Regions from separate parts of the Homo sapiens genome. Here regions 2, 3, 4, 5 and 6 are each linked to region 1. A link is a contact called in ENCODE Hi-C or POLR2A ChIA-PET data. All regions are on one chromosome and are shown on one strand. Each heading gives the region's core, a stretch centred on a gene start or an enhancer-like site at or near the end of the contact. The rest is flanking DNA. Distances are from core to core; before and after follow the strand shown. Region 1 holds the start of PAFAH1B1 (platelet activating factor acetylhydrolase 1b regulatory subunit 1). Region 2 overlaps RAP1GAP2 (RAP1 GTPase activating protein 2). Region 3 holds the start of RAP1GAP2 (RAP1 GTPase activating protein 2). Region 4 overlaps METTL16 (methyltransferase 16, RNA N6-adenosine). Region 5 overlaps METTL16 (methyltransferase 16, RNA N6-adenosine). Region 6 overlaps CCDC92B (coiled-coil domain containing 92B).

Region 1 (5,131 bases), core at 763-3,262:
CTTCTGCTTTATTAAAAACTGCAATTTGCAACTGCTAATTATTTTGTGAAACTGTGTCCTAAAAGACACCCATTAGAGATTAAAAGCTAGCTAATGCCTTAAAACCAAATCAGAATTTTTTAAGTAAAAGCTTTTACTATATATTCAACATCACTATGACACAGTCAACAGGAAATTTTCCTGATTATGAGACTGGACCCCGCAGCAATTAAGCCGCCCTGCTGCAGCAAAAAAAAAAAAAAAAGCAAACACTCCTGTGGCAAAAAGGGAGGGATGACATTATCACTGGTATGAAAGGCCCAAGCACTGTCTCCTCCGCCCTAGCCTCGAAAAGAAATTCACACAAAATAACCCACCCCCCCAACAAAAACAGAATTGCCAAAAATGGCACAAATTGTTTGTTTGGCCTTTAAAACCTTATGAAACTCCAAGACTGTGTGCTTAAAGGAGAGATGGGAATATCAGTAATATCTCTATTTGTCCGGACTGCCACTTAAGGAAAGAGGGAGGGGGGACCTTGGCATGACATCGCCCATTGAGAACGAGACCACAAATCTGGTCCTCCTCTTCAAAGGCGTATTTTCTTAACCAAAAGACTGATATAAATTGGGCCCAAACCCCAAAAGAAAATTTCCTGCCCTCTTCCCAAGGAGTTTCTTGCTAAGTCACTGAAGAAAGGTAGCATAACATATAAAGCTATGGTACCTTGCTCTCTCCTACTAAATACGGAAAACCTCTTCCCCTCTACTGCTACGTTTAGAGGTGCAGAGTCAAAATGTGTCGACCACCTCAAAGGCATTTTCTCATGTGGGAGGCTAAAGAGGGTAAATATGCAGAGGCACTGCGTTTCCCAAAGGGGCAGGGAGATGAGATTAGACGAAGGGGAATGGCAGGGAGCCTCGAAGCTGAATGTTAACAGCATCAAAAGGCAACTCCCGACCGAGGAGCCGGTGGCAGAAAGAAAATCCTGCCAGATTCGGTGGGTGGATGCTGCGGATTGCTCGGTGGGCCGGGCTGCCTCTCCTCGGCGGGTGCTGAGGCTGGACCGCCGCACCGGGGGCCAGGGAGACGGTGGGCCACCCTCCGCTGGTCAACCCCATCTTAAGGACCAGTCGGGGACGGAATGCCTGGAAGGCCCTATGAGTGCCCCGGCGGCGCGGGGCTGAGCCGGTCCCCGAGCCGATAACTGAGGGTGGGGTGGGGACTGCGGTGCTCGTCTCCGCGGCCGGGGAGAGCAGGGCCGATCCTTTTCCCCAAGATCAGAGAGCTACCTGGTCCCCACGCCCTTCCAACCCAAGAATACTTTTCTTGCTAAGTCACCGAGGGAGGAGGGCGATCCCTTCTTGGGGAGGGCCGCGGGGCGGGGGTCGCAGAGGCGCCGGCAGCCCCCAAAGCCGGGCCCGGGAGGAGAGGAGCGAGGGCAGCGCCCTCCCCGGACAGTCCCCCTCCTCCGGGTCTCTCACTCAACGGCCGTCGCGGCCGCCATTTTGAGAGCGAGGAGAGAAGAAGAAGGAGGAGGCGGCGGCGGAGGCAGGGGGAGGGGAGAATGGGAGGGAGGGGACCGGCGCAGCCACATCGTCAGGCCGCCGGGTCCGGCCTGCAGCCGCCCGGGCGCGGTGGAGGAGACAGAGGGGAGGGCGCAGACCCGCGCCGCCTTACCGGAGCGCTGCACCGCCGCCTCCGCAGGGCCTCTTCCGTCCTTCACTCCCATCCACCGGCGGGGGAGGGGGAGGGAGAGGGGAGGGAGGAAGGAGGGAGGGAGGGAAGGAGGGGGGAGGATGGCGCGCTGGGCCCGGGCCCGGGGAGGGGGAGGGGAGGGGAGCGGGCGGGCTCCTCAGCCGTTCCGGGGCTCGAGTCCAAGCTCGGCGCTCGCGGTTTCTCTCGCTCGCGCCCGAGCGCTCCCCTCCTTCTCCTTCTCGCTCCCTAGACTCCCGTGTCGCTGCTCCTCCGCTCGCTCACTCGCTCTCCCGGCCGCCGGACTCCGCCGCCGCCCCGCCGCTCCAGCTCCGTCTGTCACAGGAGCTGCCCCAACGCCCTGACGTCACCGCGCCGCCGCCGCCGCCGCCGCCGCCGCCCCAGACCCGCCAGGAAGAGGGAGGGGCGGGCGCCGGGAGCGGAGGAGGGGCTGCGGCGCATGCGCCGGGCTGGGCCGGGCCGGGGCCGCGCTGCCTTCTAGCGGGCGGGCGGCTGAGCGGTGCCACCCGGCCGGCGGGCGAGTCTGCGTGCGAGGTGCTGCTTCTCACGCTCCGCACGCTTCTGTTAACCTTGGGAGAGGCTCTTTTTTCCCAGCCCCTCGTCTGACTTGCGGCCCCTTCTGAACTCTGGCTCTGCTCACCTCGCTGCCCTGCTTTTGCGCTCATGCGGCCGACCGCGGCGTCCCGTTGGCACCGTGTGTGGCGGGCCCCGGGAGGCGCGAGAGGCAGCGGGGCCCGGCCACCTACCGCCCCTTTCTGCCTCCGGCCTCCGAGATGATTTCCCAGTTTGGGGGGGAATGAGGGAGGGGAGTAGGCTGGCTGGCTTGGGAGGAGGAGCTGTTGAGGTTAAAAGGCAGATGGAATGCTGTCATTGTCTTGATTTGTATTATAGATTCTTAATTGGGAGGACTCGCTTTTGGATATGATTCAGCTATTCTTCTCCTTAGTCACACACAGACATCAGAGTCTCTCCAGGTCTCGAAACGGATGCCCAAAGAAAGGCCTGGAACTGTATCCCTATAAGGGATGTCTGTGTGTGTTTGCTAAATTATGGATTGAAATATTGATGACAAGAGTCGTCTTGGGGATTTGTAGTTAATTTATTCCACACAGATACCTATGATTTTTCTTTTCTTTTCCTTTTTTTTTTTTTTTTTTTTTTGAGACGGAGTCTCGCTGTGTCGCCCAGGCTGGAGTGCAGTGGCGCGATCTCGGCTCACTGCAACCTCCGCCTCCCGAGTTCAAGCGATTCTCTGCATCAGCCTCCCGAGTAGCTGGGAGTACAGGCACTTGCCACCACGCCCAGCTAATTTTTGTTTTTTGTTTTTGTTTTTGTTTTTGAGATGGAGTCTCGCTCTGTCGCCCAGGCTGGAGTGCAGTGGTGCAATCTCCACTCACTGCAGGCTCCGCCTCCCGGGTTCACGCCATTCTCCTGCCTCAGCCTCCCGAGTAGCTGGGACCACAGGCGCCCACCACCACGCCCGGCTAATTTTTTTGGTATTTTTAGTAGAGACGGGGTTTCATCATGTTGGCCCGGATGGTCTCGATCCCTTGACCTCGTGATCCGCCCGCCTCTGCCTCCCAAAGTGCTGGGATTACAGGCGTGAGCCACCGTGCTCAGCCGACCCTTGATTTTTAAAAAGCGAGATTTGGGGTTCTGAATAATTCAATATGGGCTATTATTTTAATAACAGGTTTAAATGAGATTATCTTATCATTCATTTGTATTGTCCAAGGAAGCTTTTTTCTTGAAACAGGCTTAAGCTTATGTGTACTGATTTTATTGCGTCACTTTATGTAGGTAAATATATATATATATACTGCATTTGAGAAGCAGCAGAGTTAACGAAAGAGACAACTTAGGTGTAAATCCTGGACCCCGCACTTGCCAGAAGCGCGACCTGGGGCAAATTACCATACCTCTCTTTGGCCTCAGTTTCTCAATAAAAGACACCTAATAACTAACCCGGCTTTTGTGAGAATTACAGAGGAGGTGCAGCCTGTGTAAAGTATCTTAGTTTCGTGGGGACTTATAGGTAACTCATGTAAACATTACTGTTGCTTGATACCAAAACAAGTTTCCTTTGTTCAAGAAAGGTTATCTCTGCCAGGCACAGGTTGCTAACCCCTGTAATCCCAGCAATTTGGGAGGCCAAGGCAGGGATGGGGAGGTTGGGAGGGGGGCCGTGGATCACCTGAGCCAAGGAGTTGGAGACCAGCAGGTGCAACATAGTGAAACCTCATCTCTACAAAAAAATTTTAAAAATTAGCTAAGTGTGGTGGCACATGCCTGTAGTCCCAGCTACTGGGGAGGATGAGATGGGAGGATTGCTCAAGCCCTGGAGATCCAGACCAGCCAGGGCAACAAAGCAAGATCTCATCTCTAAAAACAAAAAAAGAAAAGAAAAACAGCCGGGCGCGGGGACTCACGCCTGCAATCCCAACACTTTGGGAGGCTCAGACAGGTGGATCACTTGAGGTCAGGATTTCGAGACCGGCCTGGTCAACATGGCGAAATGCCATCTCTACTAAAAACACAAAAATTAGCCGGGCATGGTGGTGTGTGCCTGTAATCCCAGCTACTTTCGGGACTGAGGCATGAGAATCGCTTGAAGCCGGGAGGCGGAGGTTGCAGTGAGTCAAGATCATGCCACTGCACTCCAGCCTAGGTAACAAAGCCAGAGTCTGTCTCAAAAAAACAAACAAAAACAAAAACTTTTAATTAGCTGGGTGTGGTGGCGCATGCCTGGAGTCCTAGCTACCCAGGAGGCAGAGGCAGGCGGATCGCTTGAGCCCAGGAGGTCCAGGCTGCAGTGAATCATGGTCATGCTACTGCACTGTATCCTGGGCAGACTGGACCCCCATCTCTAAAAATAGGCTGGGATCAGTCGTTCAAGGCTGTAATCCCAGCACTTTGGGGTGCCAAGGTGGGAGAATCTCTTGAGCCCAGGAGTTGGAGAGCAGCTTGGGCAAGACAGGGAAACCCCGTCTCTACGGAAAAATAGAGAAATTAGCCAGATGTGGTGGTTTGGGCCTGTGGTTCCACCCATTGGGAGGCTGAGATGGGAGGATCGTTTGAGCCCAGGAGGTGGAGGCTGCAGTGAACCGAGATCACACCACTGCACTCCAGCCTGGGTGACAGAGCAAGACCCTGTCTCAAAATAAAGTTAAATTAAATAAGTAAAATGAGTAAAAAAGAAAGATTGTCTCTATCCCCTAAGTGTTCAAAGGCAACATGAGCCAATTGCATGAAGGCCTTGGGTTTTTGCCTCATGAAGATTTGCCAGAGATGAATCAAATTGTCTTAGAAAGTCTTGTCCAGTTTTACATTTCTGGGATTTTCAGATAAGGACAATAAAATGAGGCATAGAGCTTTGGTCTGTGCTATTGCTTGGGTTCAATAACAGTCAATAAACATGCAATAAATTAGCATCCCT
Region 2 (5,131 bases), core at 93-2,592, 220 kb before region 1:
CCCAGAGCTCAGCCCAGGTGCTGCTAACTCAAGGAATAAGGTCAGAGTGTGAATCAAATAAAAACCCGCTTGTCTGGGCCTTGTGTACACACACGTCTGCCCTTCTGACCACGTCCAGCCAGTGACTGCGTCCACGCATGTACCACAGGGATGCTCTGTCCTCAGCAGGGAGGCCTGGGTCCCGGTACACAATGCTCAGTGTGCCTGCGTAGGTACGCCTGCAGGCACGAGGGCACATCGCACAGTTACACGTGTGTGACCGCACAGCCCAGGACTGTTGTTAATATCGGAAATGGGGCCGGGTGCGGTGGCTCGCGCCTGTAATCCCAGCACTTTGGGAGGCCAAGGTGGGCGGATCACCTGAGGTCAGGAGTTCAAGACCAGCCTGGTCAACGTGGTGAAACCCCATCTCTACTAAAAATACAAAAATTAGCTGGGCGTGGTGGTGCGCGCCTGTAATCCCAGCTACTCAAGAGGCTGAGACAGGAGAATCGCTTGAACCGGGGAGGTGGAGGTTGCAGTGAGCTGAGATTATGCCACTGCAATCCAGCCTGGGTGACAAAGCGAGACTCTGTCTCAATAATAATAATAATAATAATAATAATAATAATAATAATAATATCAGAGATGTTAAGGCAGGTTACATGTGTTGAGCACTAGGTACCAGGCACTCTGTTCCCATTTCACCTGGATAATCTCATTTAAGCCTCACAACAAGCGCACCCACGTGCAGGTACTGTTATTATCCTCAGACAAAGAAACTGGGGCACAGAGAGGTTGCGCAGCCTGCCCCAGGTCACCCAGAGTACGTGAACCTGACTGCTGGAGCCGCACTGTGGGGGAAAGTGCTTTAAACGGCACTGGTTCCCGTGCAGCTGTGAAGCCAGCTGCCTCATCAGCAGCACCTCAGCGCTGGTAACACACAGGTTTCCTGGGCCCCACCCAGGCTGATGAGGCAGAATCCCCAAGCCCCAGGGTGGGGTCCGGAAGCTGCATTTTAACGAGGTCCCCTAGGTGATTCTGTACTGCAGCCAGGGTGGGCAGCCATGGGTCCAGCCTACGTTCAGCTGCCTGACAGGGTTGAACAGGGCATGGCAGGGTGGGACAGGGGCTGTCCCTCCCAAGTCCCGTTCCCGAGCTCGTAGAACAAAGCTCCTCAATTCCACGGGGCGTCTGCTGGTGGCAAAGCACCGAAGAAAGGGGCAATGGCTGCCGTCAACCCTCCCCCCCAACACCCCAGGGCAGGGCTACAAAAGTCAGTTATGTGGCTTTGTGGTCTGCCAGGCACGGATTTCCGCCCACTCCACCCTCTCAGAATGAGCTGGGTGTTGGGGTTGGGGGGGGTGGTACCACACTGCGGTAACCTACTGGTTCACAGCTCAACCCAAGGTAGGGAGGGGACAGCCACCTCACCTGGGTAACAAACAGTGAGACAGCCCGAGCTGGGCACGCTAGAGGCTCCCACGGTCTCAGACCCCAAGTGGGGAGGAACTCAGACAGAAACCACCAGATCCCCACGGCGCGGGAGGAGCTGCATGTGACCTGAGGTTCCGGCTGCCCCAGGGGCACAAGGAAGAGAGCCTTCCATGCCGATGGGGAAGGGGCTGTGCGTGGAGGAAGCTGCATGGAAGCTGGCCCTGGAAGGACGGGCAGGTTGTGACCCTGATGCTGACAGGGAAGGGGCAGCAAAGGCATGTTCCCTGTGGGCAGAGCAGCACAGCCACAGGCGAAAGTGCCCAGCCACACACAGCAAGTTCCACCCTCGGGCTGCAGCTGAAGATCAAGAGGAGGCACGATTGTGAGAAAACAAAACCAGAACTGACAGAGGCACAGAGAGGTTAAGTAACTTGTCCAAGGTCACCCAGCTGGTAGAGTCAGGATTTAAACAGAGGCTGCCTGACTGCCAAGCCCACAAATCAATCAGTAAGCTGGGGTCCCCACTTGGTGTCCTTTGCCCCTTTTCTTCTGTGAATATTTGAGAATGCTGTCAAGGTGAACCTACTAGGCCTAGAACAGTAGTTTTCAACGGAGTCGGGGAGATTTTATACCACTGCCCCAGAAATAGAGCAACGTCTGGAGACATTTTCTTTTTTTCTTTTCTTTTTTCTTTTTTTTGAGATGGAGTCTCACTCTGTTGCCCAGGCTAGAGTGCAATGGTGCGATCTCGGCTCACTGCAACCTCCGCCTCCCGGGTTTAAGTGATTCTCCTGCCTCAGCCTCCCGAGTAGCTACGATTACAGGCACGTGCCACCATGCCCGGCTAATTTTTTGTACTTTTTTAGTAGAGACAGGGTTTCACCATGTTGGCCCGGCTGGTCTCGACGAACTCCTGACCTCAGGTGATCCACCTGCCTGGGCCTCCCAAAGTGCTGGGATTTGTGAGCCACCATGCCTGGCCTGGAGACATTTTCATTATCACAGTGAGGGGTGGGTTGTGGGCATCTTGTGGATACAGGCTAGAGAGGCTGCGCAACACCCTACAACGCACAGGATGGCACCGTAAAACAAAGAGTCAGCCAGCCTCAAATGTTACCAGAAGCCCTGGCCCAGAGGGCTCACGCCCACCAGGAGCCCATTTTAACATCCAGCCTGACCTGAGTCATTGCCCAACCACTGACGGTCACCACACTTGTGTATCCCTTGGGGAAGTGCTTCCCAGGTTTGGCTGCCTATTGGAATGAACGGGGGATCTTTTAAAAGTATAGTTGGGCACCGCAGCTCACGCCTGTATTCCCAGCACTTTGGGAGGCTGAAGCAGGCAGATCACGAGGTCAGGAGTTCGAGGTCAGCCTGGCCAACATGGCTACTAAACCCCATCTCTACTAAAGATACAAAACATTATCTGGGCATGGTGGCATGCACCTGTAATCCCAGCTACTCAGGAGACGGAGGCAGGAGAAATCGCTTGAACCTGGGAGGCGGAGGTTGCAGTGAGCCAAGATTGCACCACTGCACTCCAGCCTGGGCGACAGGGCGAGACTCCATCTCAAAAAAAAAAAAAAGTACTGATGCTGGGTTCTACCCTCCGACATTCAGATTTAATTGGAACTGGGTACAACCTGGGCATCAGAATTTTTTTTTTTTTTTGAGACGGAGTTTCACTCTTGTTACCCAGGCTAGAGTGCAATGGTGCGATCTCGGCTCACTGCAACTTCCATCTCCCGGGTTCAAGCGATTCTCCTGCCTCAGCCTCCTGAGTAGCTAGGATTACAGGGAACCACCACCACGCCTGGCTAGTTTTTGTATTTTTAGTAGAGACAGGGTTTCATTATATTGGTCAGGCTGGTCTCGAACTTCTGACCTCAGGTGATCCACCCACCTCGGCCTCCCAAAATGCTGGGATTACAGGTGTGAGCCACTGCGCCCAGCCGGCATCAGAATTTTTAAAAGCACCTCCAGGTGAAACCAAATTGTAGAAAAGTTTGAGAACCACCGTCCTGGGGGAGGGAAGGAAGGAACAAACAAACTATTTGCTGTGACCCAAAGACAGCCCCCCACCAGATGGGGGCTGGGGGTCCCTACACCAGCATCCTGGCATGAGAAGCCCATCAGAGTCAGCACTATCAAGGTCTGCCTTCGGGCCAGCGTCTAGTAATAGGGAAGGCAGAGCTGGAGCCAGCTTGAGGGATGAAGAGTTAGTCACAGCTGGCAGAGACCGGAGGAGGAGGTTAATTAGAAAGCCTGTGTCACTGGGCAGGAGATAATGGGCCTGAACCGGGAGACAGGAGGAACCACCCCCCCATGACTCAGAGGCTTCTCAACCCAGTGACAGAAAAGAACTGGATCTGAAAGAGAGAAAAGGTTAATTGAGAGTCAGTTCAGTCTGGGAACAGAGCCGAAATGACCAGCCAGCCACTGAGGTCGGGGCAAGAGCACTGTTCTTGGGGATGACCTGGGGAGAGGGACTTGGGAGTCAGCCACAAAGAAACAAGAGCTGAGGCCTAAGGAGGTGAGCAGAGCAGAGGGTCCGGCTGACTCTGGTCTGCAGGGTAGGCTGCGGCCAGCTCTGTTCTTTAAAGTCTGCAGTTAGTTGTCAAGATTTTGTCTAAAACTCCAGATTTCCGGCCAGGCGCAGTGACTCATGCCTGTAATCCCAGCACTTTGGGAGGCCGAGCTGGGGGGATCACCTGAGGTTGGGAGTTCGAGACCAGCCTGGCCAACATGGTGAAACCTCGCCTCTAGTAAAAATACAAAAATCAGGCCAGGCGCAGTGGCTCACGCCTGTAATCCCAGCACTTTAGGAAGCAGAGGTGGGCGGATCACCTGAGGTCAGGAGTTCGGGACCAGCCTGCTCAACGTGGTGAAACCCTGTCTCTACTAAAAATACAAAAAATTAGCCAGAAATGGTGGCGCATGCCTGTAATCCCAGCTACTCGGGAGACTGAGGCAGGAGAATCACTTGAACCCGGGAGGCAGAGGTTGCAATGCACCAAGATCGTGCCATTGCACTCCAGCCTGGGTGACAGAGCGAGACTCCGTCTCAAAAAACAAAAAAACAAAAAAATACACACACAAAGAAACGGATTTCCAGCTGCTGTTATAAAATGGAAGATCCGCTAAGACAGGCCAGCATTCTTGCAGTGCCCAAGAGCTGAGGGTCCAAGTCAGAAAGCAGCAAGGATGGAGCTGATGGAGAAGCAGGAAAAGAACCAGGGGCCAGCACGTCACAGACGACAAGAGCAGCCCCTCACGTCCCGACCCTGCCCTGACCACCTCTGTGTTGTCCTATCGCAAGTTAGCAGCACCCCTGCTCAGGGTCTCAGCTTACTGATCTGTAAATAAGGAGGGTGAGGCCCATCGCCTCTAGCTGTCCATCCTCGTGTCCATGGGGCTCCTGCAGGGTGCCTGCAAAACCTGAACCCTTCCGACAAAGATCAGCCCAGGCAGGTGAGGAATCCCAAATATAGCTGCAGAGGCCGGGGTGACCAGCCAAGGGGAGGGAAGGGAAGACTCAGGGTGAAAAAGCAGCCTTCCAGTGTCTGCAGGGCTCTTAGTGGAAAGAGGGGTGAACCTTGTTGAATGGGGGTAAGTGGGGACGTGCGGGCCAAGGGTCAAGACTGGACCGAGCAATGCAGTTACAGAGATTCCAGATGAAAACAGCGGTCAGCTTCGAGCAAAGTTGTACTACAAT
Region 3 (5,131 bases), core at 1,420-3,919, 200 kb before region 1:
CAGCAGGCGCTTAGGTTTTACATTTTCTCAAGGAATCTCCTAATTCTTACAACAGCCCTGTGTTGTGGGTAAGGCAGAAATCCCCCACTGACACAAGGGGAAACTGAGACCCAGAGAGAGGAAGTGTCCCATTAGAGTTCCTCAATGGTCAAGGTGGAGTCGGCGCTGGAACCGCTGGAACCGGGGCTCCTGGTGCGTGCACCTCTGACCGCTGTCGGGTCAGCCCCGCCCACCGCACCACCTACAGGCACCGTGGTCACAGCAGCCCTGGTTCAAACCACGCCTACACAGCAGCCAGCCCACCAGAGTTCCCACATCAGGGTGTGGCCTCAGGAGGGCAGGGCTCTGGTTTTGGAGAGGCTGAGATGGGAGATGGAGAGGACTGTGAGGCTGGGCCTTTCCCTTTCAGGAAGCCAAGGCTCCTGGGCACTCCTCCCTCTCCCATCCCATCCCACCCACCCTCATCACCTTGTCTGCCCCTGGTGCCAGAGGTTATCCACCCTGCATCCAATGGAGCTTGGAAAACACCAGCCCCAGAGATTCTGTTCACTGTCTGGAGGGACCAGGGCTCCAGGAATCCGTGACACCCCCTCCCAGCTGACAGCCATCCCAGATGAGGAGGCCCAAACCCCAGTCTCGCCCCCTTTCTTGCTGCCTTAACCTTCCAAGCCCAGAAGGCCCCGCCATCCCGTCAACCTCAAGGGGCCCCAAGCAGACACCTGCTGTGTGCAAAAGACCTCGATGAGTCCACAAGCATCGACTGAGCCTGTGTGACATGCCAGGCTTCCAGGTGAACGCGACGGGGCAGGGCCTGCCCTCCTGGAACCCACAGCCTAGTGGACACTGAGCCAGCACACAAGGGCGTCTGGGACATCCTAGGGCTCTTCCTCCACCTTCGGCTCACCCTAGACCTCCTGAATCTGAATGTGCATTTCATTAAGGAAGCCCCAGTGAGAAGGGCTGCTAGAGAAGAACTTGGAATTCTGCTTTCTATCTTGGCAGCCCTGGGCAGCCACACTCCTGTCTTCCCCCTCACCTGCCCAGATTCAAATCTCAGGCCTGGCTTTGCCTTGTGCTCTGGAGCTGTGGGTCTCAACACAGAGGGCTTCATATGGAATGAAGCTAGGCTGAGACCGGGACCTGTGCACCCGGAGCTTTCTGGCGACCAGCCTTCCATCTGCTCCACACCTCCCAGAGAAAGGCGGGCCTTGGAGGGCACAATCTAATTGCTGGGCCCTGCCCTGCAAGGCCCACAGCCAAGACACACACACCCCTCCCAACCAGAAGCCAAGTCCTCTGCTGCCTCCCGGACACTGGCACCTACCCTCGGGGTGGCAGCTCCCAGATCCAGGCGTCAGGGAGGGCCCGAGAGCAGACACAGGCGACGCTGTGCCATCTTCTCATCCGCACCATCCCATCTGCCAAACATGGAGTGCCCACAGTCCCCCCCTGCCAGAGGATGGATGGCAAAGTGCTTTTGAAGAGGAGGAAGAGGGAAATAAGCCACACACACGGAAGCGAAAAATTACCGAGGAACACAGCCCCTCTCCCCCTCGCCCTTCGTGCCACCCCCATTAGTCCACCATTTTCCACACCGGGACACCCCCCGGCCACCTCCCGCGGGGCCCTCTCCCAGTCTGACAACGCCCCCAGCCCAGGCACTGAAAGGAAACCGATCATGAAAACCACCAGACTCTGTTCCCCAGCTGCGAAGAAGCTGCCAGCACTGGGAACCAGAGACAAGCCTTTGGCCTTCGTGTGCCTACCTTCTGCCCCCCGCCGGGAAGAAAAAGCACATCCCTCATCCCAGACAGAAGCTTAGAGGCAAGAGTGTCCAGAGGGCCAGGCAGGAGGCTGGGGACAGATGCAGCTGCTCAGGCTAGGACAGAGCTAGGGTGGGCTGCCTGGGGTGCAGGTGGGAGACCTTCTCTCACAACCCACCCCCAAGACAGCAGGCAGCCCAGAGGTCCAGCAGGTACAGACTCCCCTGCCACAAGGCCACAACAACAGCACAGACAGGAGCATCACACACACAAACACGCAGACACAAGCACACACAGACACAGAAGGCCAGAAGTGCAGACAGGCAGCTGCCCACATGCACAGGCACACACCTCACACACGGTCACACGGACTGGCAGTCACAGCCACACACACACGCCTGCACACACAGGCTCAAACGCGCACACACACACTTACACATAATCCCAGACACGCACACACATACATGGGAACCTGCGGACACAGAGACACACACATTCAACTGCAGTCACACTCATGCTATCCACCTCCCCACGGGCAGCCGGCGCAGACCTCCAGGATTCGCCAGCAGATTGTGCCCAGGGACAGTGGGGAAGGCTTACGGTCTCTGATGTCCCCACCAGGATCCTGCATCTCGACCTGCCAGGGCGTCAGCAGACCCAGCTCTCAGGCACAGCCCGAGCCCCTCTGTTCCCACGGCCGCCAATGCACTTAACAAGACTTCACTTCTAAGTTCTCTCCCATCATTCCCCCACCCTCCCACCTGTCACCCACCATCCGAAGCCCCCAAAGGAGACACTGCGCTTCCGGCCAAACATGGTTGTGGCTGCAGAGCCCGGGGTCCCAGCGATGTCCCAACGACGTCCCCGGGGCTGTCCGCAAGAGGGCCGTGGTACAGCGGGGTCAGTGCCGGTGCAGGGCGGGGAGCCCAGCGTGGCACCTCCCTCTTCGCCTGCCCCCAACCCGAGCTTCCTGTGGGTGAGGCTGCAGAGCTGGGAGGTGTGTCCTGCACTCCAGGAGGCACCAAGATAGGCCGAGGAGGTTGTGGAGGGCAGCTTCCCCACACCCAGAGGAACCCACAGCTCCGGAAGGGGCTCGGCTGGCAGATTGCTCCACAGCCCCAGTTAGCAGCCCGGCCCACACAGCCCCAGCTTCCTGGAACCCAAAGGCGCCCCAAGGATTCCCACAGCCACGCCTAGGAGGGACAGAAAGATTCAGCTGGAAGCCTCAGGGACGCCTGAGCACTGGGGACCTTCACACCCACTCCCGAGGGCTGCCTGAGACAGGGACCTTTGCCTGCCTGCCCCACCATGGCTCGGCACACGCCAGAGGAACCAGCCACACACATGTCATTCCACTAGCACACGTGGATGTAAGTATACATGCACACGCATGGGCACAGGGGCACGTGGGATGCACACATGGACACACACACGCCCAGGATACCCAGGTACACACAGATACATGCACGCAGACATACGTATCATTAGACACCTGTACACACCTGAGCACAGCGCGGCACACACGCTCCCGTGCACATCCACACACCACTTCACACAGGCATCAGTAGACACACCTGCACACGCTTCTCACATACTGACAAAGCCCCATTGGACACGTGCACAGACATGAACGCATACACATGTGCCCGCAGGCACTCATCCACATACTCAGACCACATCACACTGCAAGGGGCATTCGCATGTACACACACATGGGCACAGAGCTGTACCTGTCAGCCGCCCCCCACCCCCGCCGCCAAGTGTCTAGACAGAGGTCAGAGCAGTGGCATGCTTCACGCTGGCTGTGTGGGGTGGGGGGGCGGTACCCATGTGCGGGTGGATTTGTCTTCCCAGCTGAACCGCAGGGTTCGTCCTCATCTCTGCATGCTCAGGTGCTGGTCCTCATGCCACAGGGCTAGCGTGTCCTGCACGCATCCCAGTCTGCACACCACAGGGCCAGTGCTCATCTCTGCACGCACTGGTGCTGACCACACCTGGTACACAGCAGGCACTTACTAATGGCAGCCCCTCAAAGGGATGTGGCACGTACACTACAACAGACACTGGGGGGAGTGGGCACAGATAGGGCCCCAGGCCCCACCCTACCCCCAAGCAGTGGAGAAAGGGAAGAAAACGTCTCAAAAAAAAAAAAAGAAGAAGAAGAAAGGCCGGGTGTGGCGGCTCACACCTGTAATCCCAGCACTTTGGGAGGCCAACGCGGGTGGATCACCTGAGGTCAGGAGTTCGAGACCAGCCTGGCCAACATGGTGAAACCCCATCTCTACTAAAAATACAAAAATGAGCCAGGCATGATGGCAGGTACCTATAATCCCAGCTACTCTGGAGGCTGAGGCAGGAGAATCGTTTGAACCTGGGAGGCAGAGGTTGCAGTGAGCCAAGATCATGCTGTTGTACTCCAGCCTGTGCAACAAAGAGCAAAACTCCATCTCAAAAAAAAAAAAAAAAAAAAAAAGGAAAAAAACGGCCCTAGCTGGTGCCATTGGCCTCTCTCTCTGGCCAACCCTCCCTGAAATTTCCTCTCTGGCACCTGCTGCCACTGTGAAGGTCCTAGACTCCGTGCTGAGGTGCCAGGGGCCAACCCCAGCTTGTGGACGAAGGGTACAAGGATTTCTATTTTCTTGACTCCTTCACAGCAGGGGACAGCACAGGGGCCTCAAGCCCTGAGTGGGCTGGGGGAGCAGCTTCAGGGTCCTGGGCCAGAGCAGGGCTGGGGGCTGACTCTCTACCTCCAAGGCAGCTAGTCCCCAGCAGGAGCCCGGAGGCTTCCCCCAACCCTCACCTCTGCCCCAGGAAAGTTAGGATTGTGTGGTTCATGCTCTGGGGTGGCTTCAGGCTGCTGGCTTCCCACAGGATGGCCACTGCAGAGTGCCACAAGCGCCTCTCTCCCCAGAGGCACCCACCCACACCCAGGAAGTGCTCAACAGGTACCGTGGACAACTTGGGTCCTGCCTGCCCTGCCTCCATCTGAGAAGAACCCTCTGCACTCAATCCACCTCCAGGGTCAGGAGTGGGCACCTGACCAGGCCTGGCCAGCCAAGGGGACTGGTTCAGGAGACCTAAGTAAACCCAACAAGACACCATCCCAAGAGGCTTCCCCTGCTGAAGCATGAGATGAAAGCCTGGGGCTGTGGAGAGTGTGGGGAAAATGAAACCGACTCACAGGAAGGCAGAGAAGAGAACTGACAGAGAAAGGGAAAGAGGAGAAAGATCATGTCTTTTTTTTTTTTTTTTTTGAAGAGTCTCGCTCTGTCACCCAGGCTGGAGTGCAGTGGCACGGCTCACTGCAACCTCCACCTCCCTGGTTCAAGTGATTCCCCTGCCTCAGCCTCCCACATATCTGTTTACAG
Region 4 (5,131 bases), core at 1,751-4,250, 160 kb after region 1:
TCTCAGCAAAAGGGTCAGATGCAAGCCAGTGGGAGGAGCAGAGTTTCTGGTCTCTGGTTTCTCTCTGACGTCCTATTCCTCCTCTTTTCCTCACAATACCATTTCTTGGGTAAATTGTGAGAGCTACAAACTAGTTCCTTTACCTTTCCTAAAATCTGATTGATAAAACAGATTACCTACCTGTGTCTAGCCCAGACTTTGGTTGACTTTCTTTCTAAAAAAGAAAACAAAAAATCACTTGAGGCTGGGTGTGGTGGCTCACACCTGTAATCTCAGCACTTTGGGAGGCCGAGGTGGGCGGATCGCCTGAGGTCAGGAGTTTGAGACCAGTGATGGTGAAACCCCATCTCTACTAAAAATACAAAAATTAGCTGGGCGTGGTGGCATGCGCCTGTAATCCCAGCCACTCGGGAGGCTGAGGCAGGAGAATTGCTTGAATCTGGGAGGTGGAGGTTGCAGTGAGCCAAGACCGCACACTGCACTCCAGCCTGGGTGACAGAGCAAGACTCTGTCTCAAAAAAACAAAAAACAAAAAAACTCACTTGAGTCATATTACAAATAATTCTCTAAAGAGCTGTGTTTTCAGTGTTTCATATATTTGAACCTTCAAGTCATATCTGTAAATTCTCTTATGTTTTATGGGAGGAAAAAATATAACTTTGTTGAGAGATGATTTATTCATTCATTATTAGGCAGCTATCTATAACTGTTGTTTGGTAATATTGTTTGTTAACTGATTAAAAAGAAGGATCAACATAATATGGCATGACGCAGCAGCCAGAAACATATTGGTAGAATGATTGCAGTTTGATGAGATGCTGTCTTTGTTGGTTTCAGGTTCCCAAAGTAACGTACACTGAATTCTGTCAAGGTCGGACAATGAGATGGGCCTTAGCTTGGAGTTTTTATGATGATGTCACAGTACCAGTAAGTACAGACCTTGCTCCGCTTCACCACCTGCCAGCACATGGTGGGTTTCAGTCCATCATAAGTGAACTGAATTGGTAGTGTCCTGTTTAACTGAAGTTTGTCCCAAATGCTTATGTCAGAATGGAAAGGGGTTGTAACCAAGACACAGTCCTAGAAGGCTGGTCCTGGAGACTGTGGAGCCTTCCTCTGTGAGTCTGTACAACATAGTGATTTTTGCTCAGCTGACAGAAATGTATCTTTTAGGAATTAAAAATTTGGCTGGGCATGGTGGCTTATGCCTGTAATCCCAGCACTTTGGGAAGCCGAGCTGGGCGGATAACTTGAGGCCAGGAGTTTGAGACCTGCCTGGCCAACATGGTGAAACTGTGTCTCTGCTAAAAATGCAAAAATTAGCTGGGCGTGGTGGCACTCCTGTAGTCCCAGCTACTCGGGAGGCTGAGGCACGAGAATTGCTTGAACCCAGGAGGCGGAGGTTGCGGTGAGCTGAGATTGTGCCACTGCACTCCAGCCTGGGCCACAGAGCAAGACTCTGTCTCAAAAATATTAAAAATGAAATAAATAAAAATTTTTTTAAAAAACAAAATTCAGGTAACATAACCTGTAGAAACATTTTGCAGATATAATTACGCTGGTGGACATTCCTCAAGAATTGAAAATGAGGTCTCTTTCTTTTCCTTACCACTGCTGCTTTCCTAGAATAGCTGCCTCTTGGGGCTCCTGGAGAACGTAGAAGTTGACTTTTTGGATTGCAGGCTTTTGATGTGCAACACTTGGGGATCATTTTAATGAAGGGTTCTGTCTTGGCTTTCAGATTAGCACTAGAATCTTAACCATTTTTGAAGCTGGGTGATAGATCATTATTCCTTTCTATTTTGTGTGTGCTAGAACATTTTCTGGAATAAAAAGTTTAAAGAAATGATTTGTGTCCAGGCCTGGTGGCTCACACCTGTGATCTCAACACTTTGGGAGGCCGAGGCGGGCAGATCACTTGAACTCAGGAGTTCGAAACCAGCCTAGGCAACATGGTGAAACCCCGTCTCTACAAAAAATACAAAAATTTTTGTATTTTGATGGCGCATGCCTGTAGTCCCAGCTGCTGCGGAGGCTGAGGTGGGAGGATCACTTGAGCCTGGCAGGTAGAGGCTGCAGTGAGCCCTGATCGTGTCACTGCACTTTCTGCACTTCAGCCTGGGGCAACAGAGTGAGATCCTGTCTCAAAAAAAAAAAAAAAAAAGGTTTGTTCACAGATGTCTCTTTGTCCTCAGTGCTGCTATAGGTAAAGGAAAACCACCTCTGAGCTGGCCAGACTGAATGATTTTCCGGGCAGTGACAGAACAGCATCTGTTGCTTCTCACAGTTCCCTCCCAGGTGTGGTTGGCTTCTTGTTGCCTGGAGATTCCCAGCTGAAGTGTCTGCACACACTGCCCAGCAGGTGCTCTTCCTTTCTTAGTATGTGCGGGGACCTGACACCTGCTGCTTTGCTCCCTCAGCGCCTACAGTGGGCTTGTTCTGGGTGCTGTTCTTCCAAGCTCTTGGCTGCTCTTGGTCTCTAACGTCATCTTACATGTTGCTGTGTGTCTGAGTCTCTTCTCCTGCTCTTGTAGGGTAGAGGAGTAGAGACATGTAGCACAAGGGAACAATTTGCAGATACTACCATGTTTCTGAAAACAGGAGCTTAAATCCGAGGTTGAGCCTGTCCTACTCTGCAGCTAGAAGTGCTGCTGGGTTCAATTACACTCCCCAGTGCCATTTGAATGGCCCTTCCATGAAGGGTAGACTCCTGGACAGTGCAGTAAGTTATCTAGAGGTTTGTGTTTGAAATAGTCTCTGGTTAAAAAGATGCTTCTCCTTTTTTGACACCCCTCACCACCCCGAAGAATTATCCTTTCTGTCATTTTCTAGAATATCAGGGCCCTCACACCACATGGTTAAAATCATTAGTAATGCTCTGAGTTATCCCCGTGGAGACACTAACAGCTGCAGCAAACTGGAACTGCACCTGTTTTCAAGTGCTTTCTGCTTCACCCGCCTCCCACATGTGTCGGCGCTGCAGGTGGAAGAGCAGATAAAGCACCCTGGCACTCCACACCAGCTCCGAGACCGAGTCCTCCGGGCCCTCCTGCATGAGTAGCCTTGTCAGGTCCACGTAGTAAAGGGCACTGCTTCTGTGTTAACAAAACCAGCTTATTTTGCAAAGGAACCCCCTAAGCTTCCCTCCCCTCCTCTCCTCTGTTTTGGGGCATCCTTCAGCCCCGTTCATAGTTCTCAACCATCAGAGAATGCTGAGGGCCCCAGATTCCCCCCCTACCAGAGTCTTCCTCCCTCCCCACCACTACCCCAGCCCCAAGCCGCTAATAATGCACTCCCATCTCAACCATCAGAGAATGCTGAGGGCCCCAGACTCCCCCCTGCCAGAGTCTTCCTTCCTCCCCACCACTACCCCAGCCCCAAGCTGCTAATAATGCACTCCCAAGTGTTCTGTTAGACGCACTTCAGCCGCTACAGGAAAAAACGGCAATTCCTGATTTGTAGTAACCCAGCAACAGTTTCTTAGCACTGCTGCCCTTGATCGGCAACTGCTTTCCCCAGGGGGTCGTCCCAGGGTACTCACGAGGTTTTTATTTAGCCATCCTCTTGGTTCTCTTCCCTCTTCCTAGACCTCTCTCCCCACCCTCGTTTTTTGAAAACCCCATCTGACTTTCCCCCTCTTGCTCCTGGTGGGGGTAAGGAAGGAGGAGGATGCTGCTTTAGACAAGGAATAGAGCTAGTTAAGCAGAAACATTGACCTATTTCCCCACCCCCACTCCCGCCATTTTAGGGTAAATGTGCAAGTTACTATGGCAACTTCTGTTTTCACTTATCTCAGGCCTACTGACTCGTTTCTGTTGGTGCTGAATGCTGAAAAATTCTAATTCACTGGTGATTCAAGTGCCCACACTCAGCCCATTCCTGTTGTCTGGATTTCTTTTAGCAACAAAAAGGTCCTAATGTTGATAGAATTTTGTTCCATAATTTCAGCTAATGATGAATATAAGGAAGCATGTTCTACAAACTGTTCTCTGCAGAATTCTAACAAGCCACTTACCTCTTTGTTCCAGCTCTCCGCTAATTGCCGAAAGCATTATTTTAGCTTTGTTTTGGTTTGCTTGAAGGAAGTTTGACGTTTGTTAGGAGAAAAAGGGGAAAGTGTAGCCCTAGTGAGTTGTTCACTCTTGGTGTGAGCACTGCTCAGGAACTCTGGGCTTAAAAAGGATCCCCTGCATTGAAGACATTACCTTTAAGCCTGGGACGTGGCTGTCTAGGGAGTAAGAACTAGAGGGCTTTTTGGAGAGCAGATGGAGGAGAGGTGTCAAATTAATTAGGCAACTTTGTGCATGTTGGAGCTGGGTATCCTGACAGTGCCCAGCTCCCTTCTCCTTAGGTTTTCAGTCTTGTCCACATAGCTGAGGGATGCCAGGTAGGTGCCCCAGGGTGGGGCAGACATCAGGCTGGTACTTGAGACCTCCCTCTCATTTTAAAGAGCTCATCTGCTTTTATCATTATTATGTGTTGATTTATTTGTTGAAAGTGTCCTGCTGTTAAGAAATGGTTTGGGCTGGCCGTGGTGGCTGATGCCTGTGATCCCAGCACTTTGGGAGGCCAAGGTGGTGATCACCTGAAGTCAGGAGTTTGAGACCAGCCTGGCCAACATGATGAAACCCCATCTCTACTAAAAATACAAAAGTTAGCTGGGCGTGGTGGTGCACACCTGTAATCCCAGCTACTGGGGAGACTGAGGCAGGAGAATCGCTTGAACCTGCAAGGCGGAGGTTACAGTGGGCGGAGGTTACAGTGAGCCGAGGTCACGCCGTTGCCCACCAGCCTGGGTGACAGAGTGAGACTGGGTCTCAAAATAAAAAGAAGTTTGAATAAAAATAGTTTGAAAACCAGTACTGTACCAGGCTGTGCATTATGCTACAAGATGGACAGGGGCTGAGCTCTTGAGCAAAACCAAAGCTTAGGACCCTCTTCTTAGTTACTTTTCTTCTTAAGTGTGGTCTTCATTGTGATGATAAACAAATCAGACATTGTTTTCTGTTACTCACAATGATGAGTTTTATAGGAAAGAAAAACACGTGGAGCTATTGATCCCGATCTGCAGCAGATTTGCATGTGAGTAAGTGCTGAGTGGTAGGGGCAGGAGTGGCCAGGAGTTGAGAAA
Region 5 (5,131 bases), core at 1,626-4,125, 130 kb after region 1:
GTCTCTATGAACTTGACTACTCTAGGCACTTCATACAAATGGAATCATACAGTATTTGTCCTTTTATGACTGGCTTTTTTCACTTTTCGTCATGTTTTCAAGGTTCTTCCATGATGCAGCATATTTCAGAATTTTCTTCCTTTTTAAGGCTGATATGCCACATTTCGTTTATCCGTTCATCTATTGATGGAAGATACTTAGGTTGCTTGTACCCTTTGGCTATTGTGAATAATGCTGTGTGAATGTGGGTATATAAATATCTCCTGGAGACCCTGCTTTCATTTCTTTGGATGTAGACCTAGAAGTGGAATTCCTGGATAGGGAAGATTTTTTTCCTATACGGTATTGTCCTCTTTTCTGTCTATGTAGTATAGATGATTATAGGAAACAAAATCACTTAAAGACATGAGAAGGCTGGGCACGGTGGCTCACACCTGTAATCCCAGCACTCTGGGAGACCAAAGCGGGTGGATCACCTGAGGTCAGGAGTTGGAGACCAGCCTCACCAACATGGTGAAACCCCGTCTCTAGTAAAAAATACAAAAAATTAGCTGGGTGTGGTGGCAGGCGCCTGTAATCCCAGCTACTCGGGAGGCTGAGGCAGGAGAACTGCTTGAACCTGGGAGGCAGAGGTTGCAGTGAACCAAGATTGTGCCACTGCACTCCAGCCTGGGTGACAGAGTGAGACTCCATCTGAAAAAAAAAAAAAAAAAAGACAGGAGAACATCCTCAGAAATGAAAACATCCTCAGAAACAGGGTCTTTGCAGGCTACAGGAGCTACTACTACCTTTTCAATCTTTGTATATTCTTATTCTATAAATCTTTCCTATCTCCCAAAGGTGGAAAGCTGCTTATTTTATTAAAGACCAATTCCAAAATCATCAAATATCCTGTTTTTGTTTGTTTGTTTGTTTTTTGTTTTTTTGAGACAGAGTCTCACTCTGTCACCCAGGCTGGAGTGCATGCACTAGGGTGATGTTGGCTCACTGCAGCCTCTGTCTGCTTCCCAGTTTCAAACAATTCTCATGCCTCAACTTCCTGAGTAGTTGGGACTACAGGCACGCGCCACCACGCCTGGCTAAGTTTTTGTATTTTTTTTAGTAGTGTTGGGGTTTCACCATGTTGGCCAGGCTGGTCTCGAAGTCTTGACCTCAGGTGATTCTCCTGTCTCAGCCTCCCAACGTGTTAGGATTACAGGTGCGAGCCACCGCACCCAGTCTAGATTGACTTATTTAGACACATTAGACTATCTTGAAGAAGAAATAGACTAAAATTATACTGAGCATTGAGAAAAGTCTGAGAAAGTAAAATAAACTTAAAGAAGGTAACAGCACTGAAATTCACAGAAAAGAGTTAACCAAGTCATGTGACCATTTCATGATGACTTTTTTTTTTTTTTTTTTTGAGACTGAGTTTCCCTCTTACTGCCTAGGCTGGAGTGCAATGGCGTGATCTTGGCTCACTGCAACCTCTGCCTCCCAGGTTCAAGTGATTCTCCTGCCTCAGCCTCCCGAGTAGCTGGGATTACAGGCATGTGCCACCACACCAAGCTAATTTTGTATTTTTAGTAGAGATGGGGTTTCTCCGTGTTGGTCAGGCTGGTCTTGAACTCCCGACCTCAGGTGATCCACCCGCCTTGGCCTCCCAAAGTGCTGGGATTACAGGCGTGAGCCACCGCGCCCAACCCTCATTATGGCTTTTGAGGGAACTAGAGCCAGCCAGGAAAATGGGGAACTGTAGGTGGCTCTACTAGGCTACAATAATAATGGGGTTGTTTTTAGGAGGCTTTTAAACAGTAAATTTCTGTTATTTCCAAAGTACCATTTGAACTACAAAAATATGTTTGAATAGAACACCATTCTAAGGGGTAGAAATGGACTCAGTATGTTCCTAGTCTGCTTATACTTGGCTCTGTGGCAGCCTGCAAATTGAATGAAGGGTGTAAATTTGCTAGGAAGGATAAAATGCAAGAGCCCATCCCAGCTCTGGAGAGCTGGCCATTTTGTGCTTGGTCTCATATATGGGAAACACTGCCCTTTAGGATTTATTTAAAACAGGGTGCAACTTTCTTCTCTGTGAGGACTCAAGCAGTTTGAGAGTTTAGATGAAAGAAAGGAAGAAATGAAGTGATTTTTACTGAGAAGAAACTAGAACAGTGTTTTGTGAAAGGGTGTTGCTTGCAAGTATTGTTTTCACTCACATCCTACCATGATGACTTACATTTGTACAACTACCAGTTCGTGTCCCCATGCATGTATATATACACATATATACACATACGTTTTCTGAGATGGAGTTTTTGCTCTTGTTGCCCAGGCTGGAGTGCAATGGTGTGATCTCAGCTCACTGCAACCCCCGCTTCCTGGATTCAAGCGATTATCCTGCCTCCGCCTCGAGAGTAGCTGGGATTACAGGCATGTGCCACCATGCCTGGCTAATTTTGTATTTTTAGTAGAGACAGGATTTCTCCATGTTGGTCAGGCTGGTCTCGAACTCCTGACCTCAGGTGATCCGCCTGCCTCGGCCTCCCAAAGTGCTGGGATGAAAGGCATGAGCCACTGCGCCCGGCCCCCATGCATATTTTTATAGTTGACATCATAATGTTTATACAACCGTGTGACTCACATTTCAGAATGCTCTGAAAATTGTGTATTTTGAAGCTCTAAAAAATAAGAGATTATAAACAAGTGCCTTAACCCTACCATCTGTTTCTTATCCCTGTAGAATGTTTTTCTCCTTGTCCCTGAAGAAATACAGGAACTAAGCAGAATTTGCAGCATTATGGGGTGAAATAAGTTAAATGTGTTGGACTGACCTCAGGATGGCGCTTGTGATGCCTCGCCTCCCCTGGGAGGTTCATGTCTCACCTCTGTCATGCTCAGCAGCAGTTAACAGTTTTGTTTTGTATCTTAAGGAATTTTGCAGCTGGAAAGACCTTGAGAGGTAAAGTTATCCAACCTCTTGGTTTACAGACTGGAAATTAGAACTCAGATATCCTCATTCTAGTCCAGTGGTCTTTCCACCACCCCTTGCAGCCTCTGCAGCTCTAAGCTGCAGTTGGACTCTGTGAAGAGCCTTTCTGTCGTTGATGAGGATTTACAAGTGCTTGTCACCCTTACTTTGGCTTTTTGTGCCTGTGGCTTGAGCTTACTTAATAGCTTTTTTTTCTCAAGTGACTCACCCAGTCCGGGCACAATGGCTCACACCTGTAATCCCAACACTTTGGGAGGCTGAGTTGGTGGATCACTTGAGCCCAGGAGTTCAAGACCAGCCTGGGCCACATGGCGACACCCCTTCCCTACAAATAATACAAAAATTAGCTGGATGTGGTGGCACATGCCTTTAGTCCCAGCTACTCGGGAGGCTGAGGTAGGAGGATCGCTTGAGCCCAGGAGGTCGAGGCTACAGTAAGCCGAGATTGTACCACTGCACTCCAGCTTGAGTGACAGAGTGAGACCCTATCTCAAAAAAGAAAAAAAAAAAAGGGACTCACCCATCTAACCTTCTAGATAAATTACCAGACTTTATCAAACTCCTCATGGCCTGAATTGTGTGTGAGTGTGTGTGTATGTGTGTGTGTGTCAGAGTCTTGCTCTGTCACCCAGGCTGCAGTGAGGTGGAGTGATCTTGTCTCACTGCAACCTCTGCCTCCCAAGTTCAAGTGATTCTCCCACGTCAGCCTCCCTAGTTGCTGGGATTTCAAATGTGTACCCCCACACTCAGCTGATTTTTGTATTTTTATTAGAGTCAGGGTTTCACCATGTTGCCCAGGCTGGTCTGGAACTCTTGAGCTCAAATGATCTGCCCCCCTTGGCCTCACAAAGTGCTGGGATTACAGGTGTGAGTCACCACACCCTGGCCCTGAATTTTTTTTTTTTTTAATTTATTCTCCACACCATAATTTTGTATGTTTTGGATTCTCTCTTGTCATTGGTTACCAGTTCTATAACTGATGCCCTTTATGGCAATGATTTTAGGCTTTTCTTAGGAACCAGAGATCTGTATTCTACAAAGCACCAGCGTGTCCCCTGCCAGATGATGGATACTGCTTGGATTTGGATATAATCCACCTATTTTGGGATGGGTAATAAATTTAATAATCTGGGCCTAGGCCAGGCACAGTGGCCCATACCTATAATCCTAGCACTTTGGGAGGCTGAGGTAGGACGATCAGTTGAGCTCAGGAGATTGAGACCAGCCTGGGCAACATAGCAAGACCCCATCTCTACAAAAAATTTAAAAATTAGCTGGGTATGGTTGCACGTGCCTGTGGTCCCAGCTACCCAGTAGGCCAAGGTGGAAGAATTGCTTGAGCCTGGGAGGTTGAGGCTGCCATGAGCTGTGTTTATGCCGCTGCACTCCAGCCTGGGTGACAGAGCAAGAGCCCGTCTCAAAAATTGGTAATAATCTGGGCCTTTTGAATGTGATTCTTTGGTTTGAAATTTTGATTTATCATTGGTAAAATGGAATGATAGTAGCTATCTCATAAAGTGGTTATAGAATTAAATGAATACATATTTGACATAATAATAATAGTGGATATTAAATAGGGTGATTTTTAACTCTTTTTTTTTTTTTTGAGACAGAGTCTCGCTCTGTCATCCAGGCTGGAGTGCAGTGGCGTGATTTTAGCTCACCGCAACCTCCGCCGTCTCCTAGGTTTAAGCAATTCTCCTGCCTCAGTCTCCCAAGTAGCTGGGATTAAAGGCACGCGCCACCATGCCTGGCTAATTTTTGTATTTTTAGTAGAAATGGGGTTTCAGCGTGTTGGCCAGGCTGGTCTCAAAACTCCTGACCTCAGGTTATCCGCCTGCCTCGGCCTCCTAAAGTGCTGGGATTACAGGCGTGAGCCACTGTGCCCGGCCGATTTTTAACTCTTGACTATTCTAGGAGGTTGCAGCATGTAGTATAAATGTTAGATAATGACTTTTTTTTTTTTTTTTTTTTTTTTTGAGACGGAGTCTCGCTCTGTCGTCCATGTTGGAGTGCAGTGGCGCGATCTCGGCTCACTGCAACCTCCGCCTCCCAGGTTCACGCCATTCTCCTGCCTCAGCCTCCCTAGTAGCTTGGACTACAGGCGCCCGTCACCACGCCCAGCTAATTTTTTTTTTTGTATTTTTAGTAGAGACG
Region 6 (5,131 bases), core at 1,597-4,096, 130 kb before region 1:
GCAATTCTCCTACTTCAGCCTCCCAAGTAGCTGGGATCACAGGCGCACACCACCATACCCAGCTAATTTTTGTATTTTTAGTAGAGACGGGGTTTCGCCATGCTGGCCAGGCTGGTCTCGAACTCCTGACCTTGTGATCCGCCCACCTTGGCCTCCCAAAGTGCTGGGATTACAGGCGTGAGCCACTGCACCCAGCCCTCTTTGTCCTCTTATCACTTGGTGATTTTCATCCTTCCAGGGTCACTCTTTGCCACTTTCGGCTGCCTACGTCCCTACACTCACCTGTGCCAAGTCCTAGGATATGGTCCTGCCGAGATGGAGCTTCCAGGAGGCAGGGGTCCTCAACTCACGCTGCACGTGAGAACCACCGGGGAAGATTTAAGCAACACCAGTTCCCAGGTCCAGCTCCAGGGATGCTGGTGCAATTGGTCTTTCATAGCGCCCAGGAAACAGCACTGGTTAAAGCTCTCTGGGTGGTTCTAATGTCTATCCAGGGTTGAAACCTGCTGCAGTGGCAAAGGCCAACAATAAACAAGTAAACAAAAAATGACAAACATGTGGCCAGGCACGGTGACTCCCACCTATAATCCCAGCACTTTATGAGGCTGAGGCAGGAGGATTGCCTGAACCCACAAGTTCGAGACCAGCCCAGGCAACATGGCAAAACCTCATCTCTACAAAAAATGTGCATGCCTGTGGTCCCAACTCCTGGGAAGGCTGAGGTGGGAGAATTACTCAAGCCCAGGTGATAGAGGCTGCAGTGAGCTATGCCGCTGCACTCCAGCCTGGCAAGAGGGAGACTTTGTCTCAAAAAAAAAAAAAAAAAAGGGCTGGGCGTGGTGGCTCACGCCTGTAATCCCAGCACTCTGGGAGTCCGAGGCGGGTGGATCACAAGGTCAGGAGTTTGAGACCAGCCAGGCCAATATGGTGAAACCTCATCTGTAAAAATACAAAAATAAATTAGCTGGGTGTGGTAGCGGGTGCCTGTAATCCCAGCTACTCCGGAGGCTGAGGCAGGAGAATCGCTTGAACCCAGGAGGCAGAGGGTGCAGTGAACCGAGATCATGCCACTGCACTCCAGCCTGGGTGACAGAGTGAGACTCTGCCTCAACAACAACAAAAGAGGCCAGGTGCAGTGGCTCACGCCTGTAATCCCAGCACTTTGGGAGGCTGAGGCGGGAGGATGACCTGAGGTCAGGAGTTCAAGACCATTCTGGCCAACATGGTGAAACCCCGTCTCTACTAAAAATACAAAAATTAGCCGGGCGCGGTGGCTCATGCCTGTAATCCCAGCACTTTGGGAGGCTGAGGCAGGCGGATCACGAGGTCAGGAGATCGAAACCATCCTGGCTAACATGGTGAAACCCTGTCTCTACTAAAAATACAAAAAAAAAAATAAGCCAGGCATGGTGGCGGGCGCCTGTAGTCCCAGCTACTCAGGAGGCTGAGGCAGGAGAATGGCTTGAACCCGGGAGGTGGAGCTTGCAGTGAGCCAAGATTGCGCCACTGCACTCCAACCTGGGCGAGAGAGCAAGACTCCATCTCAAAAAAAAAAAAATATATATATATATACAAAAATTAGCTGGGTGTGGTGGTGTGCACCTGTAATCCCAGCTACTTGGGAGGCTGAGGCACGAGAACTGCTTGAACCCGTAAGGCTAAGGTTGCAGTGAGCCGAGATTGCACCACTTGCACTCCAGCCTGGCGACAGAGCAAGACTCTATCTCAAAAAAAAAAAAAAAAAAAAAAAAAGACGTGATAAAATGCCCTATGGAGGAAACAAGGACACTGACTCCCTTCCTGTGCACACTGGCAGCTCTTTCAGTCCCTTGCTCTCTGGACTTTTACACAAGCTGTTCCCTCCATCTGCAGCATCCTTCTCTCCTGTCTTCACTACTTAACTCCTGTTTATCCTTCAGATCTTAGCTCAAGTCTCTTCTGCTGGGAAGACTTCCCTGATGAGGTCACATTCTCCAGTTACAGTCACAGCATTGACTTTCCACATGTCACATTTGCAACCTCACACGTATTTGTGATTATTTACTATGTCTCTCCCACTATGCAATAAGCTTCACAGAGACCGTTTTATTATGCGCCCTATCTCCAATACCTAACACAATGCACAAAGTCAGGGCTCCACAAATTCTCTGTGGAATGAATAAAGGGCCAGGAAGGGGTTTGCACTTAAGCTGAAACCTGAAGAATTAGAGACCAAGCAGAGGGTAGAGTAGGTACGAGGGCGGAACAAGGAAGGCCACTGAGCCGACGCGTGGGGAAGGAGGGGGAGCGCGGTAGGACGTGCAGGTGGGGACGTGGGGAGGAGTGGGGCTTTGTTTTGTTTTTTTGTTTTTGCTTTTTGAGACGGAATCTCGTTGTGTCACCTAGGCTGGAGAGCAGTGGCGTGATCTCGGCTCACTGCAACCTCCGCCTCCCCGGTTCAAGCGAGTCCCCTGTCTCAGCCTCCCGAGTAGCTGGGATTACAGGCGCCCACCACCACCACCACCACGCCCGGCTAATTTTTGTATTTTTAGTAGAGACTGGGTTTCACCATGTTGGCCAGGCTGGTCTCGAACTCCTGACCTCAAGTCCATCTGCCCATCTCGGCCTCCCAAAGTGCTGGGATTGCAGAAATGAGGCCCCGCGCCCGGCCTGGGGGTTTTGTTACACGGAGCTCTGAGCCGTGCAGGTTCTGTTCCAAGCCAGGGGGAGACCGTCACCTCTGGCCTCTGCCCCGTTCCAGAGGCGGCGTCCCGGGAGCTGGAGAGCAAGTGCCGCGCGCTGGAGTCGCAGCTGGAGGCGCGTGCTGCGGCCAACGCGGAGCTGCGGCGGGAGGTGGCGCAGCGCGAGGCGCTGGTGTCCGCGCTGCGCTGCAGCCTGCGCACCGAGGAGCGCCGCTTCCTGGAGGAGCTGCGCCGCCGCAGCCACCGCGCCACCGTGCTGGGCACCGAGCTGCAGAAGCACACCGAGGCGGCCGCCTACCTCTCCTGCCAGCTGCACGCGGCGCGCCAGAGACTGCAGGCCCCGCGCCCGGGCCCCGGCGCCACCGCCGAGCCCAGGCCACGCCGCCGCGCACTGCGAGCCCGCCGCCCGCCTGCTGCCCACGAGGCCGCCGCCAAGGGCCCCGGCCGGGACTGGGCCGCCTGGGACCGCGGGGCCGGCGCCCTCGACGACGCCGACCCCATGCCCGACCCCGCGCTCTTCCTCTATGCACGCAGGCCGCTGCGGCCCAGCGCCCGCAGCCCGCGCCAGCCGCCTCCCCAGGAGCCCCCGGACCGAGCCGGCCCGCAGCCCGCGCCCAGCCAGCCCAGCGCGCCCGGGGACCCGGAGTAGGCGCCAGGCTGGCCGGGGTGACGCGGGACGGACGGGGAGGGCCGGCCAGGGACGCAGCTCGGTCCCCGCAGGCAGGTCCCGGGTCGGAGGGCAGCCGCCCCTCCTCCAGGAAGCGGGGCGAGGCGGCCCCGGCTCCCCCCAAATCCCCGAACCGCCAGCCTTTTGTACTTCCCGACGTTTCCAAAGCTTCGAGCCCTCTCCTCGCGCGAGAGTTCCTCCGCGGGGCCGAGCGGGGGCACCTTCTCTACCGAGAGGACTCGCCGTCCCGATCCTGGCCTGGTCCCACCTGCCTGTGAGACAGGAGGGGCGGGGGCCACGCCCTTCCCCGGGAAAGCCGACAATCCTTGGTGGGGTGGGGAGGGCTGGGCTCGCCTACGGAAAGGGACGCAGAGTGGCATTGGCGCCCCAGGCCCTCTAGCTCCCCACCCCCCGCCTCCCCCACCCCCGCGCCGACGCCCTTCCCGCCAAGCCTTCTTCCTCCCCAGGAGAGGCCCAGGCTAGGGGCTGGTCCTTCTACCCCCACCCTGACCCTGCCGATAGGTCCTTGCAGGTGAGCACGGAACACTTTAGAAGACACGTCCTCCCAGAGCCCCTGGTGGGAAAAGTGCGCCTGATGGAAGCCTAACTTCCATGGGCCCTGGGAGAGGATTACAGAACCGCCTGGTTGGCCGGACTTGGTCTAGAGCCGTCTCCAGCTCAGCTCTTCCCGAGTCGCCACCCCGCTGGGTATGCAGGGACTGGGAGCTCTGCTGGGGAAGGGAGGTGACAGGCCTGCTGCTGGCCAGGCTTCTGGAAGGCAGGAGCTGTCTTCCTTCTCAGGAGGCAGCCCCAGGCGTTTTCCTGGTCCTGTTTATTGGTGCTAATGTTGCTCGGCTTCCTAATCAGCTGGCTGCACCCAGAGACAAGAAGAAGAGAGCCTTGGCTGGGCGCGGTGGCTCACTCCTGTAATCCCAGCACTTTGGGAGGCCGAGGTGGGCGGATCACCTGAGGTCAGGAGTTCGAGACCAGCCTGGCCAACGTGGTGAAACCCCGTCTCTACTAAAAAATACAAAAATTAGCCGGGCGTGGTGGTGCACGCCTGTAATCCCAGCTACTCCGGAGGCTGAGGCAGGAGAATCGCTTGAACCTGGGAGGCAGAGGTTGCAGTGAGCCAAGATCGCGCCACTGCACTCCAGCCTGGGCAACAAGAGCAAAACTCCGTCTCAAAAACGAAAAAAAGAAGAAGGGCCTGGCTTCTTGGAAGTGGCAGCTACTGATAGGAGTTTGGGTTTGTGTTTGCTGGGGGGATGGTGGGAGCACAGGTTAGTCCCCATCCTGGCCCCCTCCACGGATGCCCCTAAACCTATCAGAATCTGGCAGTGGCGGGCTGCTCAGTTCCCTGCTGTCTAGCCTGGGGAATGGCGACGTGGAAAGGGGAAAGCCCCACCTCCTAACGCCCCTTCTCCCAAGCTCCCCGTCCACCACCAAAGGCAGGAAGGACAGTTTCAGCGCAGCTTATTCCCCCACCCCCAGCCCAGCCTAGAAGGAAACACAAACCCCTCCAGCCCGTGCCATCCCTCCTGTGTGGGTCCTGCATCAAGTCCTAAGTGCCTGTGAGGTCTTCCAGGGGCTTCGAGGGGAGGACGTGGGGCAGGGAGAGGCCTTTGCCTCCCTCACAGACACCCCTTTCCTGACAGGTCCTGACCCTGGCTGAGGCCACACATTCTGTCACGCAGGGGTCTGGGAGGTGAGCAGAGTCAAGCTCTAGGGGTGACGAGCTCTTCTCCCATCACAGCCCCATGAAGAAGGGGGAGTCCCAGAT

The links. A loop is a pair of places that touch in the nucleus more often than their neighbours do. ChIA-PET counts read pairs that join two places held with the same protein, here RNA polymerase II (POLR2A). Pooled maps may share reads with other maps.
Region 2: a map of naive thymus-derived CD4-positive, alpha-beta T cell shows a loop between it and region 1 (19-fold over the local background). The contact joins the enhancer-like site here to the promoter of PAFAH1B1 in region 1. A Hi-C loop is called at or near these places in 2 of 168 maps with a recorded cell type or tissue (both naive thymus-derived CD4-positive, alpha-beta T cell) and 7 of 50 pooled maps. POLR2A ChIA-PET finds 5 or more read pairs at or near these places in 4 of 52 experiments (CD4-positive, alpha-beta T cell, CD4-positive, alpha-beta memory T cell, activated B cell and 1 more).
Region 3: a loop to region 1 is called in a pooled map, with 2.6 times the contacts of the local background. The contact joins the promoter of RAP1GAP2 here to the promoter of PAFAH1B1 in region 1. A Hi-C loop is called at or near these places in 6 of 50 pooled maps. POLR2A ChIA-PET finds 5 or more read pairs at or near these places in 3 of 52 experiments (B cell, GM10248 and activated T-cell).
Region 4: a loop to region 1 is called in a map with no recorded cell type, with 2.8 times the contacts of the local background. The contact joins the enhancer-like site here to the promoter of PAFAH1B1 in region 1. A Hi-C loop is called at or near these places in 1 of 37 single-sample maps with no recorded cell type. POLR2A ChIA-PET finds 5 or more read pairs at or near these places in 9 of 52 experiments (A549, Caco-2, GM12878 and 6 more).
Region 5: a loop to region 1 is called in a map of IMR-90, with 1.8 times the contacts of the local background. The contact joins the enhancer-like site here to the promoter of PAFAH1B1 in region 1. A Hi-C loop is called at or near these places in 1 of 168 maps with a recorded cell type or tissue (IMR-90) and 1 of 50 pooled maps. POLR2A ChIA-PET finds 5 or more read pairs at or near these places in 7 of 52 experiments (H1, MCF 10A, OCI-LY7 and 4 more).
Region 6: a loop to region 1 is called in a pooled map, with 2.6 times the contacts of the local background. The contact joins the enhancer-like site here to the promoter of PAFAH1B1 in region 1. A Hi-C loop is called at or near these places in 16 of 168 maps with a recorded cell type or tissue (B cell, CD4-positive, alpha-beta T cell, CD4-positive, alpha-beta memory T cell and 9 more), 26 of 37 single-sample maps with no recorded cell type and 30 of 50 pooled maps. POLR2A ChIA-PET finds 5 or more read pairs at or near these places in 8 of 52 experiments (CD4-positive, alpha-beta memory T cell, HEK293, MCF 10A and 4 more).

The regions. Positions count from the first base shown.
Region 1 is chr17:2,590,535-2,595,665 of GRCh38, reverse strand. PAFAH1B1 (platelet activating factor acetylhydrolase 1b regulatory subunit 1) reads right to left here and starts at 2,012. Exons shown (of 11, transcript NM_000430.4): 1 at 1,660-2,012. RefSeq lists silencers at 1,164-1,213, 1,274-1,333, 1,744-1,973, 2,024-2,243 and an enhancer at 2,078-2,806.
Region 2 is chr17:2,810,947-2,816,077 of GRCh38, reverse strand. The region is part of intron 2 of RAP1GAP2 (RAP1 GTPase activating protein 2); the gene reads right to left. Among named protein-coding and RNA genes, the nearest start is that of RAP1GAP2, 17 kb to the right of the region's middle. Within about 2 kb of position 1,342, at least 10 of the 41 ENCODE cell types and tissues checked have a DNase peak (open chromatin) inside an H3K27ac peak, as active enhancers do; they include CD4-positive, alpha-beta T cell, where a contact is called at or near this core.
Region 3 is chr17:2,793,976-2,799,106 of GRCh38, reverse strand. It overlaps RAP1GAP2 (RAP1 GTPase activating protein 2), which reads right to left and starts at 2,669. Exons shown (of 25, transcript NM_015085.5): 1 at 2,536-2,669. The coding sequence starts at 2,579.
Region 4 is chr17:2,433,905-2,439,035 of GRCh38, reverse strand. METTL16 (methyltransferase 16, RNA N6-adenosine) reads left to right here. Exons shown (of 10, transcript NM_024086.4): 8 at 838-927. Among named protein-coding and RNA genes, the nearest start is that of MNT, 35 kb to the right of the region's middle. RefSeq lists enhancers at 2,487-3,165, 3,166-3,844, 3,845-4,523, 4,524-5,131. Within about 2 kb of position 3,000, at least 5 of the 41 ENCODE cell types and tissues checked have a DNase peak (open chromatin) inside an H3K27ac peak, as active enhancers do.
Region 5 is chr17:2,457,160-2,462,290 of GRCh38, reverse strand. All of the region lies in intron 6 of METTL16 (methyltransferase 16, RNA N6-adenosine), which reads left to right. Among named protein-coding and RNA genes, the nearest start is that of METTL16, 52 kb to the left of the region's middle. Within about 2 kb of position 2,875, at least 7 of the 41 ENCODE cell types and tissues checked have a DNase peak (open chromatin) inside an H3K27ac peak, as active enhancers do.
Region 6 is chr17:2,722,610-2,727,740 of GRCh38, reverse strand. It overlaps CCDC92B (coiled-coil domain containing 92B), which reads left to right. Exons shown (of 4, transcript NM_001355573.2): 4 at 2,741-5,131. The coding sequence ends at 3,330. Among named protein-coding and RNA genes, the nearest start is that of CLUH, 13 kb to the right of the region's middle. Within about 2 kb of position 2,846, at least 12 of the 41 ENCODE cell types and tissues checked have a DNase peak (open chromatin) inside an H3K27ac peak, as active enhancers do.